2 separate regions of the Mus musculus genome follow, and region 1 is linked to region 2. The links are chromatin loops, found by intact Hi-C in ENCODE. Cell type or tissue: left cerebral cortex. All regions are shown on one strand. Links, peaks and the distances in the headings refer to the core of each region. The heading gives the core; the rest is flanking DNA.

Region 1 (9,654 bases), core at 1,105-9,104, 170 kb before region 2:
GACCAGGTGTGTCTCTGACTCTTTTTCCTGTTCCTGTGACTCTTTTCCTTGTGTTAGGTTGCCTTGTCCAGTCTCAATATGAGGGCTTTTACCTTGTTTTATTATATCATGTTTTGTCCTGTCAGGGAGTCATATCTTGGATGACTGTTCTTTTCTCAAGAGGAAATCAAGGGAAAGTAGATCTGGGGGAAAGGGAAGGAGAGAGGTAATAGGGAGGACTGAAGGGATGGAAAACAGCGGTCAGGGTATATTGTTTGAGAGGCAATGTCTTAGTTAGGTTTTTACTGCTGTGAACAGACACCATGACCAAGGCAAGTCTTATGAAGGACAACATTTAATTGGGGCTGGCTTACAGGTTCAGACGTTCAGTCCATTATCATCAAGGTAGGAGCATGGCAGTATCCAGGCAGGCAAGGCACAGTCAGAGCTGAGAGTTCTACATCTTCATCCAAAGGCTGCTAGTGGAAGACTGACTTCCAGGAAACTAGGGTGAGGATCTTATGCCCACACCCACAGTGACACACCCATTCCTACCAGGTCACACATATTCCAACAAGGCCTCACCTCCAGATGGTGCCACTCCCTGGTCCAAGGATATACATACCATCATATTCCACTCCCTGGTCCCCATAGACTTGTTCAAAAACATGAGTCTATGGGGACCATCCTTAAACATAATGCAAAATGCATTTAGTCCAACTTTCAAAGTCCTCCTAGTCTATAGCAGTAGCAACAATGTTAAAAGTCCAAAGTTCAAGGTCTCTTCTTAGATTCATCCAACTAATTAAATGTAACCTCCAAAGTGGGGCAGGAAACCAGCTGGGCAAACTCCAAACTCTGCATCTCCATGGCTGATGTCAAAGCGGTCTTCAGATCTCCACTCCCTTTTCATCTTTGTTGACTGCAACAAACTGATTTCTCCTGGGCTGGTTCCACTCCCTGTTAGCAGCTTTCCTCAGCATATATCCCATGGCTCTGGCATCTTTAACAGCTTTGAGTCTCCAAGACAATTTCAATATTACAGCTTCTTGTTTCAGTGTCTGGTATTCCACTTGATGTTTTGGACTCCTCCTAAGGGCTGGCATCACTTCTCCAGCTCTGCCCTCTGTAGCACTCTAAGCTCAGGTTGATCTACTCCACTTCAGCTGCTGTTCTTGGTGATCATCCCATGGTACTGACATCTCCAATACACAGGGGTGTTCCACTCCAACTAGGCTTCACCAATAGCCTCTCATAGGCTCTCTTCATGGCGCTAAGCCTCAAATACTTTGCATGAGCCCTTCCATCCTGGGTCATCAACTACAGCTAAGGCTATACCTTCTCCAGTGGTCTTCCATGACCTCTCACAGTACCAAGCCTCAGCTGTTCTTCATGACCCCTTCATGCCTTCAAAACCAGTACCACCTGGTGATTCTTATACATTACCAAGTCCAGTTGCAGCATGAGGTACAACCTTGGCTATCTCTGGAACACAGCTTCTTTGTGCTCCCAGAAAACAATTCCCAGAAGATTTCACCTCAGTGATGCTGGTCTCTTCATAATCACTGCTAATTTCTTAGCTCCAGCTAACCAACATCAATTGTCCCAGTAGTTATTTCCATTCTTAACTCTAGAGCCAGAGCCACATGCCTGAAGCTGCTGAGTTCTGCTGTTTGCAGGAATTAGAACATGACACACTTATCACTGGCTTTCTGTTTTCTAAATCCTTCACTGCCTAAGCTTGGCTATCCTGAGTCTTGCTCCGTAGATTGACCTTGAATGCAGAGATCAGCATGCTTGTCTCCTGGGATTAAAGGTGTGTACCACCATACCTGAATCTAAATTTAGCTGGGTATGATCTTGCCCCAAGGTCCCATTCCCCTAATCTATTATCTCCTAGAACATAGGATTTTGCTCCATTTCACTTCGTGGTACTCTTTAAAACTCGAACCATATATGTTATATTTTTCCCTTCTAAGCTTGCTATACTTGTTCAAACTTCTCTTCATAAGACTTAATCAGAGAATAAAGTCTCTGCTGAGCTTTTTTGAAACTTCCTTTGTCAGTGAAATTAATCTGAGTTTCTTCACCTTAGCCTCAGGTAGACTTTTAAGGCAAGGGCAAAAAGTAGCCACATTCTTCACCACAATACCACAAAAACAGTCTTTATGCCACATTCTGAAATTCTTCTCCTTTGAAATCTTTTGGGCCAGGTCAACACAGTTCAAATTACTCCCAGCAACAAAGTCTTCCATATTCCTACTAGGATGACCCATTAAGCCCCATTTAAAGCATTCCACTGGGTTCCAAATCCAAAGTCCCAAAATCCATATTTTTTCAAATAAAAGCATGGTCAGGCATATCACAGCAATACCCCACTTCTGTTACCAATTTCTGTATTAGTCAGGGTTCTGTATATATTTGATGGCTTACAGTCTGCATTCTAACTCCAAACAATGGTAAAGTAGCAGCTGTGAATGGAAGTCCAAGGATCTAGCAGTTGCTCAGTCCCATACAGCAAGCAGGTGAAGGAGAGAGAGAGAGAGAGAGAGAGCCTTTCTTCTTCCAATGTCCTTATATGGTCTCCAGCAGAAGGTGTAGCCCAGATGAAAGGTGTATGCCACCACACCTTTAATCCTAGATGACCTTGAACTCGGATATCTCCCTATCTTAATCTTCTGGAATCCATAGCCACTATGCCTATCCATCTCCATACCAAGATCCAGGTCAGAAACTTCTATCTACCAGCCTCCAGATTAGGGTCACTGGTGAGCCTTCCAATGCTGGATTGTAGTTCATTCCAGATATAGTCAAGTTGACAACCAGTAATAGCCACTACAGCCATCATACCAGGGTCTAAATTTAACTGTGTAGGATCTTGTGCCCTAATACCATAATCTGTTATCTCCTAGAAGATAGGATTCAGTTCCGTTTCACTTCATAGTGCCCCTGTAGTAATTCAACCATATATTTTATATTTTTCCTTTCTAATATTACTATACTTTTCAAAATAGTCTCTTTCTTATGGTCCAGTCAAGGTATTTTGATGGAAGATGTCATCAATTCTACTGAATAGACTGCAGTTAACATTGGGGTAAAAAGTGACCTTGAACCTACAGTCTGTTACTTTAGTGTTTATCATTATGTGCTTAGGTCCAAGCATTATGTTGTTGGGAATCTACACAAAGAATTCTGTAATTAGTTATAATGGTATTTTATAGTGTTTTTTATCAGTCCTTGACTGTATATCCACTTGGCAGGTGATTCAGTCACCCTGCTAATTCCATCCTGCTGACACACTCCCACTGGAGTGATAAGATTACCTTTTAGGTGGACCATACCAGGCAAATCCTACATTTATGTTTATTTTTGAGGAAAGGGTCATTAGTGTTCAAGAGTCCAGATCCTTTGATTTCTTAGAAAACTGTCTTAAAGCACCTGACCTAAGGTTGAACACCAGTTAACTAACAGGCCAGTACCTATTACCAGTTTCCAAGTTACCCCCTCCCCCAATAAGACCTGTGTCAATCACAAGTTTCCAGCAGGTTACCTCCCAAAAATACCCAGGTGTAACACCAGTTCCAGGTTATTTCCCAACAAATCTGCACCCCCAGGTATCAATCCTGCCCCTGGCACTTTACTTCCTAACAACCATCAATAAACAAACAAACAAACAAACAATCCAAAAAAACAAAGAACAAAAAAAAACCCAAACAAACAACAAAACCCAGAACTTAAGTTTATGGTTTGGCTCCCAGCAAGAGACAACTATATTAAAGGCCATAATGGTTTCCCAGTTAGATGTGTGCAATGATACCCATCTCTTGTCTCTATAAAACTCGCTTGAATAATGCAACCACAATGCAATTGCATGGTAATCATTCTTAGGTGGTCTTTCGGGGGTTCACCAACTTTACTTGCACAATGTGGTCAAAATTGACCTTGATCTTTGTCTCATCCTATGATGGCTTCAGCTCATGATCACTCAATTGGCTGCCATTACCTGAATCAAATAGACAAAAACACAAAATACACACACACACAAACACAACCCACAAACAAAACACACACATACTTCACACAATAAACAAACACAAAATAAACTACATCTGAAATAAAATTCGTCTTGGTAAGTGTTGTATCTCCATATGAAGCAGTGAAACCTGATTTTGTTTTTCTCCATTTAGAAACAGAGTGAACAAAATTCACACCACAGTTTTAATAATATTACCACTTAAGTTCAAATTTATCTTCTGGTTTTAATGGTTGAATATCAATGATACAAATGTAGGCCTTGCACATTCCCTCTAAATTCTTTACCTCCGCCATGCAACCGCAGTTCATTTCCCTTATTCAGTCAGTAATTGTGTAAGTTGTCAGACTGTTCTTGAAGGCAAGATATATACAGAATGCCAATTGCTTTCTGTCTAATATACTAATCCCAAATGAACAAGGTGTTAATTTTAGAAGAATGTTCAAGTTACTAAGATCTTTGGGTGTACTGAGAAATACTGATCACTCCATTATATTGAAATTGTATTTTATCAAACTTATAAGGAATTGATCATTATTCACATAGCATTTCAGAAAACTTGGAAAAACCAATCAGGCTATGGTCTTAAGAAAGTGGGAGATGATGCGAGAGTTCTGGTGTCTGTGGCTAGTTCTGCAGATTGCCGCAATATACACAGTGTGAAAAGAAAGCAAGGCCTGTGACCATATTGGGGCCTCTCATGATGGGTCTGGTTTAAACACACCGCACATTGGGTGGTATTCTACCTACTTGCCCTCTTCCCATATCATATCTAATCAGTTCCCATATCATATCTAATCAGTTCCATATGGATCTTCTGAACACTGCTATGTAATAGATGTTGGGTTTGAAATGGATTTCTCCACTTCAGAGTCTCTCCTATGTGGTCCTGGAACAGTGGTTCTCAATCTTCCTCTGATGCCGTCTGAAGTTTCAATAAACTTCTTCATAGTGTGACCCCACCCAAGTATAATGTTGTTTCCCATGCTCCTTTGTTACTGTGACTTTGCCACTGTTGTTGAATTTCCAGGTGAATATCTGATATGCAACCCTTGTGAAAAAGCAATTCATCCCCAGAGAGGCTGAGACCTACAGGTTGAGAACACCATACTAACCAGTATGGTAACCAGTAATCTAGTTGTGTTTAGTAAGCATTTTTCATTGCACCAATTACCAACTCTGTATATCTTTCAGAGTGGTACTTCCTCTCCTTCAAAGAGACAACCTTTTCATTCCAATAGCAGAATTTGTCTTCTTTCAGTTTCATAACTGGCTTAAGAAGAACTTGAAGCCTGTGTGACCAGAAGGCACACTGAGGCTGATGCAGTCTTTGGCAGAGACATGGATGGAGCTCAGGCAGTTTGTCAGAGACTCTGCAAGTCCCACTTCAGCCTTTTCCATCAGTCTTTGATGAACACCTGATGCCACACAGGTGCTGATCCTCAACCTTTCTCTTTCAATCTCACAGCCTGAGTCTAGAAGCCAGGAGTTCAGTGGTGCCCATGACCTCCCACCACAGACAGGGTAGGTGGTAACTCTCTGGGAGAAAATAATCCTCATTTAAAAAACCTGTGAGTTTTAAATTCCTGTCTATACCTATGAGACCATGTTACAACCAGGTTCCGTGCACTCTTCCAAGAACATAACATAACAAAGAAAAAGAAAACAGAACAATAAAGAAGCAGACAAGATTGTGAAGTAACAGAATTTATTTGGTCAGTGAACTGTCGATCACACACAAAGAATAAGAACATCTATCTCTACAGGGTGAACTACACATTTTCTGGGTAAGAGTTTAGAAAGGGCAGTTGAAAAGCAACTTGTTGCCTGAGCAAAAACTCCAAACCTCAAGAGCTCCAGTGTGTTCTCTTAGGGTTTTTAGCTGCATATGTAGCAGAAGGTGGTCTAGTCGGCCATCATTGGGAAGAGAGGCCCCTTGGTATTGCAAACTTTATATGCCCCAGTACATGGGAACTCCAGGGCCAAGAAGTGGGAGTGGGTGGGTAGGGTGGCAGGGCAGCGGGAGGGTATAGGGAACTTTTGGGATAGCATTTGAAATGTAAATAAAGAAAATATATAATAACAGAAAATAAATTAAAAAAAAAAAGGAAAGAAAAGAAAAGAAAGCTCCAGTGTGGTGATTTAGTCTCTACGCTGCTCAGATCCCATGAGTTGCAGGAGAGGCTATGCAGACCTCCCCTGAAGGTCCAGCTTTCCTGTCTTTAACCTGTAGCAACACCCTGGGCATTTTTTTCCACATTCAAATGATCATTCTCAGAGAGTCAGTCAGTAAAAACAGGCAAGGGCCCAGAGTATAGGTGGACCCCACGTGAAGGGTGAGGCATTGTCCCTGCCTGGGACAGAGGTCCAAACTTCTTGTTCCAGGCACGTTCGGTCGGCATGGTGTCCACAGGAGCCTGTGTGAGTGGGTGGGTGAGCACTAGCGAACAAGCAGAAGCTTCTGCCCTTGCTTGTTCTTGTTCTTCCCCTTCTTCGATCTTCGTCTTCCTTCCTGTCTACAGAGCTGCCCAGTGTTCACAAGGTCCTGAGAGGTGAGGAGCCTGTCAGCATTGTGCCAGGGTTGATTCACCTTGTCTGGAGTATCCCTGCCCCAATTTGCTATGGATCTGGGCAGGTGAATCACAATTGCATCAGCAGGCAGATCAAGTTCACCTTCCGTGTTCCTGAGGCTCTGCCCAGTTTTCTGGTGGTTCTGTTCCTGAGGCAAGATTTCATTGTTCCTGTGTTTCTGCCCCAGTTTCTGGTGGTTCTGTTCCTGAGGCACGAGTTTGGTATTCTCGTGTTTCTGCCCAGCTTTCTTGTGGTTCTTTTCCTGAAGCACTTTCCCCTCCCCTAAGGAGGTTTCTTTGGTTGCTTTCTTCTCCCTGTTTTTGGAGGGCTCTCCCACATCTTCTGTGCAAGGGCTTTTCTTCTTATGCTTTTTTCTCCGGGATTTCTTCAGCTGGTATTCAGGGTCGAGAACCTCATGTATTCTGCCCTCTGGCATGTCAATACTGACCTCTTTGAGGTCAGTCTGCTGCACATAGAAGAGCACATAGGCATTCTCATTCAGGACAGAAGTCACATCGCAGCTGGTGACCTTAGTATCATCCATCTTGTACCACTTCCCATGTCCAGCTTTGACATAAGAGAAGTAATGTCCACTGTGACAAGTCGCACCTTCATGGACCAGGACAGCATAGAGGGCATAAGGCAAAGGTCCTCCAGTAGGCTGGGACAGGTATGGCTTCAGGTCAAGGAACTCCGGGTAGCTTACTTTTCTGTCCAACTTGTTACCCATGAAGGCCGAGAAGCGCTTTAACACTAGCAGGAGTACCTTTGGGGCACTATGAATATGCAGGGTCTTGGAAGCTGGCATCTTCTGTCTACACCTACCACAGTAGTAGGCATTCTCTCCACGTAGCTCTTCTGACTTCTCTGTATCCCACAAGGCTTGATTTACACTCTGAGCTGAGCTGATATCCAGGGGGACATCCAGGAAGCGATCATATGTATCTGAGGTACCCTGGCAATGGAGACACTTGATCTGAGACCTCCACAAGCCTCCAAATATGTCATGAATGGGTGAGCTGTCCTCAGAGGTGGGTTCTGATTGTCTGTGCACTTGAAGGCAGGATTCATGCATTGTTTCCAAGGTGAACATGAGAAACTCATGGGCATCTTCCTGCTGGTGCTTGTGGAAGGCAGAGGTCAAAATCTGGGAGGGCTTCATGACATCCCCCGAGTGAGAGTGCAGGAGACTCTGGGTTACATGGGCTTCCATAGCACACATCTTACAGCCTTCTGGGGAACAACAGGTTTGACTGTACTCCTGGGACAGCATGTAGTCAGCTAGAGGTGGTGTGTGTGTCAAGCACTGCAGGGCTGCATTCAGGTAGCAGCTGTTGCCTGTGTTCTGAAGCCCGCATCCTGGTCCTTGGGGACATTCCCAACTCAGACTGGGCTTGTCATTGGCAGTTAGCTCCACCACTACCTGAGCTTCATCCTGATGCAGCTGTTGGGCACCAGGAGATGATAGGGCTGGATCTGCTAGGGGACAAGAACACAAAAAGACTTTAGGGCATGCCAGTGGCCAAATCTTTTACCTTCAGACTCCATTCTAGAAAACCTGACCTAACTTTCACCTCAGGGAAATGAACAGGACAGTACCTAGCATTACTTTCCAAGTTAACCGACCCCCTCCCCAAAAAAGAAAACACTCACATAAAACCCATCCCAAACCAAACATGAACATAAATCGAGTCTCTAGGTTATACCCCCAACAAGACCAGTGTCTTGTTATTACTCCAACAGATCTGCAACCTAGGTTCATAATCTGCCCCCTCCCTAATGACCACCAATGCAGAGGAAAGCAAACATTTAGCTTATGACTCCCAACACCCACCAATATGTTACAGGCCACAAAAACCAGCCAATTAGATACTTGCACACTCACCCACACCCCTCTGCTTGCTGCTTACTGTAAATTCTTACCCTGAGAGATATTCGGAGCACACCATCCCCAAAGCCTCCCTGCTAGACAGTGGCTCATGGTAGTGCCCTAGCTAGCTGGTAAAAAGGCCACACAGTGATTGCACCTCATCAGTTCCTGTCTGGTTTTGGGGGATGACTACTCTTTCCTGGCACTATACATGCAAGCTGCAAAAGGCCTTATGATGAGACTCAACCTCTTAGAAGGGCAGAGCATCCCCTTTGTCAACAAAAGTCTGTCCCAGCACACTCAATTTGTCCTTATGCAGGTCTAGGGCAGCCAGAGATGACAAGGCTGCTGGGGGACACACAAGACATAAAGACCTTACAGTGAGACTTACCTTCTGGGAAGGAAAGAGAAACCACCATGTCTCCAAAGACCTCTTCAAATAACTTGCTGGAGTCTTCTAAGGGAGCAGAAGGAAGTCTTTTCCTCCAGAGAATCTCTGCAAGTGAGGACAAATGCTCAGTCTTTTATACTCCAGTCTTGTGACCACACCTACAGTCTTCCAAGGACAGCCAATCCCAGACAAGCCTCTCCCTAGTTGGGTGTGGTTTCTGCAAAGCAGCTCAGAAATGTCATCTCTTTGGAGTGCATTTCCCTGAATTTAGCTCCAATTTCCTAGGTGTCTTAAGCTTGGGTTTTACTTGGAATAAAGTTACAAAATCATATCAAATAGATGACTACACATGTCATACAAGAGTTTCTGTTACCTTGCTAAACACTCAGAACCAGTATAAACAGCCTAGGTCTGGTTTTCCTTCCTTTTTTCTTTCTTTCTTTTCTTCCTTCTTTTTTTCTTTCTTTCTTTCTTTCTTTCTTTCTTTCTTTCTTTCTTTCTTTCTTTCTCTCTCTCTCTCTCTCTCTCTCTTTCTTTTCTTCCTTCCTTCCTTCCTTCCTTCCTTCCTTCCTTCCTTTCCTTTCTCTCTGTCTCTGTCTCTCCTCTTTCTCTGTTTTGTTTTCCTTCTTCATTCACATTGGATTTGTAAGGAGATCATTTCTCTGTAGCAGATACACGTCCAGTCAAGGTCATATGGTCTATGAAGTCATCAAGTCCACTAAGTAGACTGTTGATTCTCTCAGGGAAAAAAATGACTTTGAATCTACACTCTGCTTCTTTATTGTGATATCAGTACTCAAGTGTACAAAG
Region 2 (9,654 bases), core at 1,017-9,016:
ATTGGCTGTCCTTGGAAGACTGTAGGCGTGGTCACAAGACTGGAGTATAAAAGACTGAGCATTTGTCCTCACTTGCAGAGATTCTCTGGAGGGAAAGACTTCCTTCTGCTCCCTTAGAAGACTCCAGCAAGTTATTTGAAGAGGTCTTTGGAGACATGGTGGTTTCTCTTTCCTTCCCAGAAGGTAAGTCTCACTGTAAGGTCTTTATGTCTTGTGTGTCCCCCAGCAGCCTTGTCATCTCCGAAGTTGCACCATTAGAGGCAATAGCATTATAAAAATATTCTGTTTGTTTGTTTGTTTGTTTTGTTTTCTGAGACAGGGTTTTTCGGTGTAGCCCTGGTTTTCTTGGACCTTACTCTATAGACCAGGGTAGCTTCCAACAGAGAAATCTGCCTGCATCTGCCTCCCAAGTACTGGAATCACAGGGTTGCATAACCACTACCAGCAAAAATTTTCTTATAAGTAATTAGAAAGTTAGTTGTGGGTAAAATCAAAATTCTTTGGACACTTGAGTACTGATAACACACTAAAGAAGCAGAGTGTAGATTCAAGGTCATTTTTTTTTTTCTGAGAGAATCAACAGTCTATTTAGTGGACTAGATGAGTTGATAGACTGTAGTGGCTATTCCTGGTTGTCAACTTGACAATATTTGGAATGAACTACAATCCGGAATTGGAAGGCTCACCAGTGACCCTTATCTGGAGGCTTGGAGATCCTTATCTGGATCTTGGTTTGAAGATCTTGAGCCACAGTGGCTATGGATTCCAGAAGATTGAATCTCCGAGTTTAAGGAACACACCTTTAATCTGGGCTACACCTTTCATCTGGGATTAAAGGTGTGGCGGAACACACCTTTAATCTGGGCTACACCTTCTGCTGGAGACAATATAAGGACATTGGAAGAAGGGAGTCTAGCTCTTGCTCCTTCGCCTGCTTGCTGCGTGAGACTGAGTAACTGCTAGATCCTTGGACTTCCATTCACAGCTGCGACTGAACAATTGTTGGGAATTGGGCTGCCGACTGTAAGTCATCAATAAATTCCTTTACTTTCTAGAGACTATCCATAAGTTCTGTGACTCTAGAGAACCCTGACTAATACATAGACCATATGACCTTGACTGGAAAAGTATCTGCTACAGAGAAATAATCTTACAAATCCAATGTCAATAAAGACGGAAAACAAAACAGAGAAAGGAGAGAGAGAAAGAGACAGAGAGAGTAAAGGAAGGAAGGAAAGAAGGAAGGAAGGAAGGAAGAAAGAAAGAAGAAAGAAAGAAAGAAAGAAAGAAAGAGAGACAGAGAGAAAGAGAGAGAGAGAGAAAGAAAGAAAGAAAGAAAGAAAGAAAGAAAGAGAAAGAAAGAGAAAGAAAGAAAGAAAAAAGGAAGGAAAACCAGACCTAGGCTGTTTATACTGGTTCTGTGTGGTTAGCAAGGTAACAGAAACTCTTGTATGGCATGTGTAGTCATCTATTTGACATGATTTTGTAACTTTATTCCAAGTAAAACCCAAGCTTAAGACACCTAGGAAATTGGAGCTAAATTCAGGGAAATGCACTCCAATAATGTGACATTTCTGAGCTGCTTTGCAGAAACCACACCCAAATTGGGAGAAGCTTGTCTGGGATTGGCTGTCCTTGGAAGACTGTAGGCGTGGTCACAAGACTGGAGTATAAAAGACTGAGCATTTGTCCTCACTTGCAGAGATTCTCTGGAGGGAAAGACTTCCTTCTGCTCCCTTAGAAGACTCCAGCAAGTTATTTGAAGAGGTCTTTGGAGACATGGTGGTTTCTCTTTCCTTCCCAGAAGGTAAGTCTCACTGTAAGGTCTTTATGTCTTGTGTGTCCCCCAGCAGCCTTGTCATCTCCGGCTGCCCTAGACCTGCATAAGGACAGATTGAGTGTGCTGGGATAGACTTTTGTTGACAAAGGGGCTGCTCTGCCCTTCTAAGAGGTTGAGTCTCATCATAAGGCCTTTTGCAGCTTGCATGTGTAGTGCCAGGAAAGAGTAGTCATCCCCCAAAACCAGACAGGAACTGACGAGATGCAATCACTGTGTGGACTTTTTACCAGCTAGCTAGGGCACTACCATGAGCCACTGTCTAGCAGGGAGGCTTTGGGGATGGTGTGCCCCGAATATCTCTCAGGGTAAGAGTTTACAGTAAGCAGCAAGCAGAGGGGTGTGGGTGAGTGTGCAAGTATCTAATTGGCTAGTTTTTGTGGCCTGTAACATATTGGTGGGTGTTGGGAGTCATAAGCTAAATGTTTGCTTTCCTCTGCATTGGTGGTCATTAGGGAGGGGGCAGATTATGAACCTAGGTTGCAGATCTGTTGGAGTAATAACAAGACACTGGTCTTGTTGGGGGTATAACCTAGAGACTCGATTTATGTTCATGTTTGGTTTGGGATGGGTTTTATGTGAGTGTTTTCTTTTTTGGGGAGGGGGTCGGTTAACTTGGAAAGTAATGCTAGGTACTGTCCTGTTCATTTCCCTGAGGTGAAAGTTAGGTCAGGTTTTCTAGAATGGAGTCTGAAGGTAAAAGATTTGGCCACTGGCATGCCCTAAAGTCTTTTTGTGTTCTTGTCCCCTAGCAGATCCAGCCCTATCATCTCCTGGTGCCCAACAGCTGCATCAGGATGAAGCTCAGGTAGTGGTGGAGCTAACTGCCAATGACAAGCCCAGTCTGAGTTGGGAATGTCCCCAAGGACCAGGATGCGGGCTTCAGAACACAGGCAACAGCTGCTACCTGAATGCAGCCCTGCAGTGCTTGACACACACACCACCTCTAGCTGACTACATGCTGTCCCAGGAGTACAGTCAAACCTGTTGTTCCCCAGAAGGCTGTAAGATGTGTGCTATGGAAGCCCATGTAACCCAGAGTCTCCTGCACTCTCACTCGGGGGATGTCATGAAGCCCTCCCAGATTTTGACCTCTGCCTTCCACAAGCACCAGCAGGAAGATGCCCATGAGTTTCTCATGTTCACCTTGGAAACAATGCATGAATCCTGCCTTCAAGTGCACAGACAATCAGAACCCACCTCTGAGGACAGCTCACCCATTCATGACATATTTGGAGGCTTGTGGAGGTCTCAGATCAAGTGTCTCCATTGCCAGGGTACCTCAGATACATATGATCGCTTCCTGGATGTCCCCCTGGATATCAGCTCAGCTCAGAGTGTAAATCAAGCCTTGTGGGATACAGAGAAGTCAGAAGAGCTACGTGGAGAGAATGCCTACTACTGTGGTAGGTGTAGACAGAAGATGCCAGCTTCCAAGACCCTGCATATTCATAGTGCCCCAAAGGTACTCCTGCTAGTGTTAAAGCGCTTCTCGGCCTTCATGGGTAACAAGTTGGACAGAAAAGTAAGCTACCCAGAGTTCCTTGACCTGAAGCCATACCTGTCCCAGCCTACTGGAGGACCTTTGCCTTATGCCCTCTATGCTGTCCTGGTCCATGAAGGTGCGACTTGTCACAGTGGACATTACTTCTCTTATGTCAAAGCCAGACATGGGGCATGGTACAAGATGGATGATACTAAGGTCACCAGCTGCGATGTGACTTCTGTCCTGAATGAGAATGCCTATGTGCTCTTCTATGTGCAGCAGACTGACCTCAAACAGGTCAGTATTGACATGCCAGAGGGCAGAGTACATGAGGTTCTCGACCCTGAATACCAGCTGAAGAAATCCCGGAGAAAAAAGCATAAGAAGAAAAGCCCTTGCACAGAAGATGCGGGAGAGCCCTGCAAAAACAGGGAGAAGAGAGCAACCAAAGAAACCTCCTTAGGGGAGGGGAAAGTGCTTCAGGAAAAGAACCACAAGAAAGCTGGGCAGAAACATGAGAATACCAAACTTGTGCCTCAGGAACAGAACCACCAGAAACTTGGGCAGAAACACAGGATCAATGAAATCTTGCCTCAGGAACAGAACCACCAGAAAGCTGGGCAGAGCCTCAGGAACACGGAAGGTGAACTTGATCTGCCTGCTGATGCAATTGTGATTCACCTGCTCAGATCCACAGAAAACTGGGGCAGGGATGCTCCAGACAAGGAGAATCAACCCTGGCACAATGCTGACAGGCTCCTCACCTCTCAGGACCCTGTGAACACTGGGCAGCTCTGTAGACAGGAAGGAAGACGAAGATCAAAGAAGGGGAAGAACAAGAACAAGCAAGGGCAGAGGCTTCTGCTTGTTTGCTAGTGTTCACTCACCCACTCACACAGGCTCCTGTGGACACCCTGCCAACCCAAGGTGCCTGGAACAAGAGGTTTGGACCTCTGTCCCAGGCAGGGACAATGCCTCACCCTTCATGTGGGGTCCACCTATCCTCTGGGCCCTTGCCTGTTTTTACTGACTGACTCTCTGAGAATGGTCATTTGAATGTGGAAAAAAAATGCCCAGGGTGTTGCTACAGGTTAAAGACAGGAAAGCTGGACAGTCAGGGGAGGTCTGCATAGCCTCTCCTGCAACTCATGGGATCTGAGTAGCGTAGAGACTAAATCACCACACTGGAGCTTTCTTTACTTTGCTTTCCTTTTTTTTTTAATTTATTTTTTGTTATTAGATATTTTCTTTATTTACATTTCAAATGCTATCCCAAAAGTTCCCTATACCTTCCCCCCCCTGCTAACCTACCCACCCACTCCCACTTCTTGGCCCTGGAGTTCCCATGTACTGGGGCATATAAAGTTTGCAATACCAAGGGGCCTCTCTTCCCAAAGACGGCCAACTAGGCCATCTTCTGCTACATATGCACCTAGAGACCCTAAGAGAACACACTGGAGCTCTTGAGGTTTGGAGTTTTCGCTCAGGCAACAAGTGGCTTTTCAACTGCCCTTTCTAACCTCTTACCCAGAAAATGTGTAGTTCACCCTGTAGAGATAGATGTTCTTATTCTTTGTGTGTGATCAACAATTCTTTGACCAAATAAATTCTGTTACTTCACAATCTTGTCTGCTTCTTTATTGTTCTGTTTTCTTTTCCTTTGTTATGTTATGTTATGTTTTGTTCTTATCATGAATGTAAATCAGTATGTATACTCTTGGAAGAGTGTACTGAACCTGGTTGTAACATGGTCTCATAGGTGTAGACAGGAATTTAAAACTCACAGTTTTTTTTTAAAATGAGGATTCTTTTCTCCCAGAGAGTTACCACCTATCCTGTCTGTGGTGGGAAGTCATGGGCACCACTGAACTCCTGACTTCTAGACTCAGGCTGTGAGATTGAAAGAGAAAGGTTGAGGATCAGCACCTGTGTGGCATCAGGTGTTCATCAAAGACTGATGGAAAAGGTGGAGGTGGGACTTGCAGAGTCTGTGACTGACAAACTGCCTGAGCTCCATCCATGTCTCTGCCAAAGACTGCATCAGCCTCAGTGTGCCTTCTGGTCACAAAGGCCTCAAGTTCTTCTTAAGCCTGTTATGAAGCTGGAAGAAGACAAATTCTGCTATTGGAATGAAAAGGTTGCCTCTTTGAAGGAGAGGAAGTACCACTCTGAAAGATATACAGAGTTGGTAATTGGTGCAATGAAAAATGCTTACTAAACACAACTAGATTACTGGTTACCATACTGGTTAGTATGGTGTTCTCAACCTGTAGGTCTCAGCCTCTCTGGGGATGAATTGCTTTTTCACAAGGGTTGCATATCAGATATTCACCTGGAAATTCAACAACAGTGGCAAAGTCACAGTAACAAAGGAGCATGGGAATCAACATAATACTTGGGTGGGGTCACACTATGAAGAAGTGTATTGAAACTTCAGACGGCATCAGAGGAAGATTGAGAACCACTGTTCCAGGACCACATAGGAGAGACTCTGAAGTGGAGAAATCCATTTCAAACCCAACATCCATTACATAGCAGTGTTCAGAAGATCCATATGGAACTGATTAGATATGATATGGGAACTGATTAGATATGATATGGGAAGAGGGCAAGTAGGTAGAATACCACCCAATGTGCGGTGTGTTTAAACCAGACCCATCATGGGAGGCCCCAATATGAAGGTCACAGGCTTGGCTTTCTTTTCACAATCTGTATATTGCTAGAAGATGGCAATCTGCAGAACTAGCCACAGACACCAGAACTCTCCCATCATCTCCCACTTTCTTAAGACCATAGCCTGATTGGTTTTTCCAAGTTTTCTGAAATGCTATGTGAATAATGATCAATTCCTTATAAGTTTGATAAAATACAATTTCAAGATAATGGAGTGATCAGTATTTCTCAGTACACCCGAAGATCTTAGTAACTTGAACATTCTTCTAAAATTAACACCTTGTTCATTTGGGATTAGTATATTAGACAGAAAGCAATTGGCATTCTGTATATATCTTGCCTTCAAGAACAGTCTGACAACTTACACAATTCCTGACTGAATAAGGGAAATGAACTGTGGTAGCTTGGCGGAGGTAAAGAATTTAGAGGGAATGTGCAAGGCCTACATTTGTATCATTGATATTCAACCATAAAAACCAGAAGATAAATTTGAACTTAAGTGGTAATATTATTAAAACTGTGGTGTGAATTTTGTTCACTATGTTTCTAAGTGGAGAAAAACAAAATCAGGTTTCACTGCTTCATATGGAGATACAACACTTACCAAGACAAATTTTGTTTCAGATGTAGTTTATTTTGTGTTTATTGTGTGAAGTGTGTGTGTGTTTTGTTTGTGGGTTGTGTTTGTGTGTGTGTGTTTGTGTCTATTTGATTCAAGTAATGGCAGCCAACTGAGTGATCATGAGCTGAAGCCATCATAGGATGAGACAAAGCTCAAGGTCAATTTGGAGCATTTTGTGCAAGTAAAGTTGGTGAACCCCCGAAAGACCACCTAAAAATGATTCCCATGCAATTGCATTGTGCTTGCATTATTCAAGGGAGTTTTATAGAGACAAGAGATGGGCATCATTGCACACATCTAACTGGGAAACCATTATGGCCTTTAATATAGTTGTCTCTTGCTGGGAGCCAAAATATAAACTTAAATTCTGGGTTTTGTTGTTTGTTTGTTTGGTGTTTTTTTTTTTTTTGTTCTTTGTTTTTTTGGATTGTTTGTTTGTTTGTTTGTTTATTGATGGTTGTTAGGAAGTAAAGTGCCAGGGGCAGGATTGATACCTGGGGGTGCAGATTTGTTGGGAAATAACCTGGAACTGGTGTTACACCTGGGTATTTTTGGGAGGTAACCTGCTGGAAACTAGTGCTTGACACAGGTCTTATTGGGGGAGGGGGTAATCTGGAAACTGGTAATAGGTACTGGCCTGTTAGTTAACTGGTGTTCAACCTTAGGTCAGGTTCTTTGTGACAGTTTTCTAAGAAATCAAAGGATCTGGACTCTCGAACACAAATGACCCTATCCTCAAAAATAAACATAAATCTAGGATTTGCATGGTATGGTCCACCTAAAAGGTAATCTTATCACTCCAGTGGGAGTGTGTCAGCAGGATGGAATTAGCAGGGTGACTGAATCACCTGCCAAATGGATATACAGTCAAGGACTGATAAAAAACACTATAAAATATCATTATAACTAATTACAGAATTCTTTGTGTAGATTCCCAACAACATAATGCTTGGACCTAAGCCCATACTGATAAACACTAAAGTAATAGACTGTAGGTTCAAGGTCATTTTTTACCCCAATGTTAACTGCAGTCTATTCAGTAGAATAAATGACATCTTCCATCAAAATACCTTGACTGGACCATAAGAAAGAGACTGTTTTGAAAAGTGTAGCAATATTAGAAAGTTAAAATATAAAATATATGGTTGAATTACTACAGAGGAACTAGGAAGTGAAATGGAACTGAATCCTATCTTCTAGGAGTTAACAGATTATGGTATTAGGGCACAAGATCCTACCTAGTTAAATTTAGACCCTGGTATGATGGCTGTAGTGGCTATTACTGGTTGTCAACTTGACTATATCTGGAATGAACTACAATCCAGCATTGGAAGGCTCACCAGTGACCCTAATCTGGAGGCTGGTAGATAGAAGTTTCTGACCTGGATCTTGGTATGGAGATGTTGAGGCATAGTGGCTATGGATTCCAGAAGATTAAGATAGGGAGATCTCTGAGTTCAAGGTCATCTAGGATTAAAGGTGTGGTGGCATACACCTTTCATCTGGGCTACATCTTCTGCTGGAGACCATATAAGGACATTGGAAGAAGAAAGGCTCTCTCTCTCTCTCTCCTTCACCTGCTTGCTGTATGGGACTGAGCAACTGCTAGATCCTTGGACTTCCATTCACAGCTGCTACTTGACCATCGTTTGGAGTTAGAATGCAGACTGTAAGCCATCAAATATATACAGAACCCTGACTAATACAGAAATTGGTAACAGAAGTGGGGTATTGATGTGATATGCCTGACCATGCTTTTATTTGAAAAAATATGGATTTTGGAACTTTGGATTTAGAACCCAGTGGAATGCTTTAAATGGGGCTTAATGGGTCATCCTAGTAGGAATATGGAAGACTTTGTTGCTGGGAGTAATTTGAACTGTGTTGACCTGGCCCAAAAGATTTCAAAGGAGAAGAATTTCAGAATGTGGCATAAAGACTGTTTTTGTGGTATTGTGGTGAAGAATGTGGCTACTTTTTGCCCTTGCCTTAAAAGTCTACCTGAGGCTAAGGTGAAGAGACTCAGATTAATTGCATTGACAAAGGAAGTTTCAAAAAAGCTCAGCAGAGACTTTATTCTCTGATTAAGTCTTATGAAGAGAAGTTTGAACAAGTATACCAAGCTTAGAAGGGAAAAATATAACATATATGGTTCGAGTTTTAAAGAGTACCACGAAGTGAAATGGAGCAAAATCCTATGTTCTAGGAGATAATAGATTAGGGGAATGGGACCTTGGGGCAAGATCCTACCCAGCTAAATTTAGATTCAGGTATGGTGGTACACACCTTTAATCCCAGGAGACAAGCATGCTGATCTCTGCATTCAAGGTCAATCTACAGAGCAAGACTCAGGATAGCCAAGCTTAGGCAGTGAAGGATTTAGAAAACAGAAAGCCAGTGATAAGTGTGTCAGGTTCTAATTCCTGCAAACAGCAGAACTCAGCAGCTTCAGGCATGTGGCTCTGGCTCTAGAGTTAAGAATGGAAATAACTACTGGGACAATTGATGTTGGTTAGCTGGAGCTAAGAAATTAGCAGTGATTATGAAGAGACCAGCATCACTGAGGTGAAATCTTCTGGGAATAGTTTTCTGGGAGCACAAAGAAGCTGTGTTCAAGAGATAGCCAAGGTTGTACCTCATGCTGCAACTGGACTTGGTAATGTATAAGAATCACCAGGTGGTACTGGTTTTGAAGGCATGAAGGGGTCATGAAGAACAGCTGAGGCTTGGTACTGTGAGAGGTCATGGAAGACCACTGGAGAAGGTATAGCCTTAGCTGTAGTTGATGACCCAGGATGGAAGAGCTCATGCAAAGTATTTGAGGCTTAGCGCCATGAAGAGAGCCTCTGAGAGGCTATTGGTGAAGCCTAGTTGGAGTGGAACACCCCTGTGTATTGGAGATGTCAGTACCATGGGATGATCACCAAGAACAGCAGCTGAAGTGGAGTAGATCAACCTGAGCTTAGAGTGCTACAGAGGGCAGAGCTGGAGAAGTGATGCCAGCCCTTAGGAGGAGTCCAAAACATCAAGTGGAAT

What was found. Peaks named below come from ENCODE experiments on the same cell type or tissue, not always from the same donor. Only the 100,000 strongest peaks of a DNase experiment are listed, where the experiment ranks them.
Region 1: it touches region 2 in a loop (13-fold over the local background); 11 of 42 quality-filtered maps call a loop at or near these places.

Annotation. Positions count from the first base shown.
Region 1 is chr7:103,243,634-103,253,287 of GRCm38, forward strand. Usp17ld (ubiquitin specific peptidase 17-like D) reads right to left here and starts at 8,872. Exons shown (of 2, transcript NM_001001559.2): 1 at 8,845-8,872; 2 at 6,453-8,062. The coding sequence starts at 8,872. The coding sequence ends at 6,453. In left cerebral cortex, for the core only: no CTCF peak of the experiment used is centred there; no DNase peak of the experiment used is centred there.
Region 2 is chr7:103,414,939-103,424,592 of GRCm38, forward strand. It overlaps Usp17lc (ubiquitin specific peptidase 17-like C), which reads left to right and starts at 1,758. Exons shown (of 2, transcript NM_010089.3): 1 at 1,758-1,807; 2 at 2,590-4,236. The coding sequence starts at 1,780. The coding sequence ends at 4,199. In left cerebral cortex, for the core only: no CTCF peak of the experiment used is centred there; no DNase peak of the experiment used is centred there.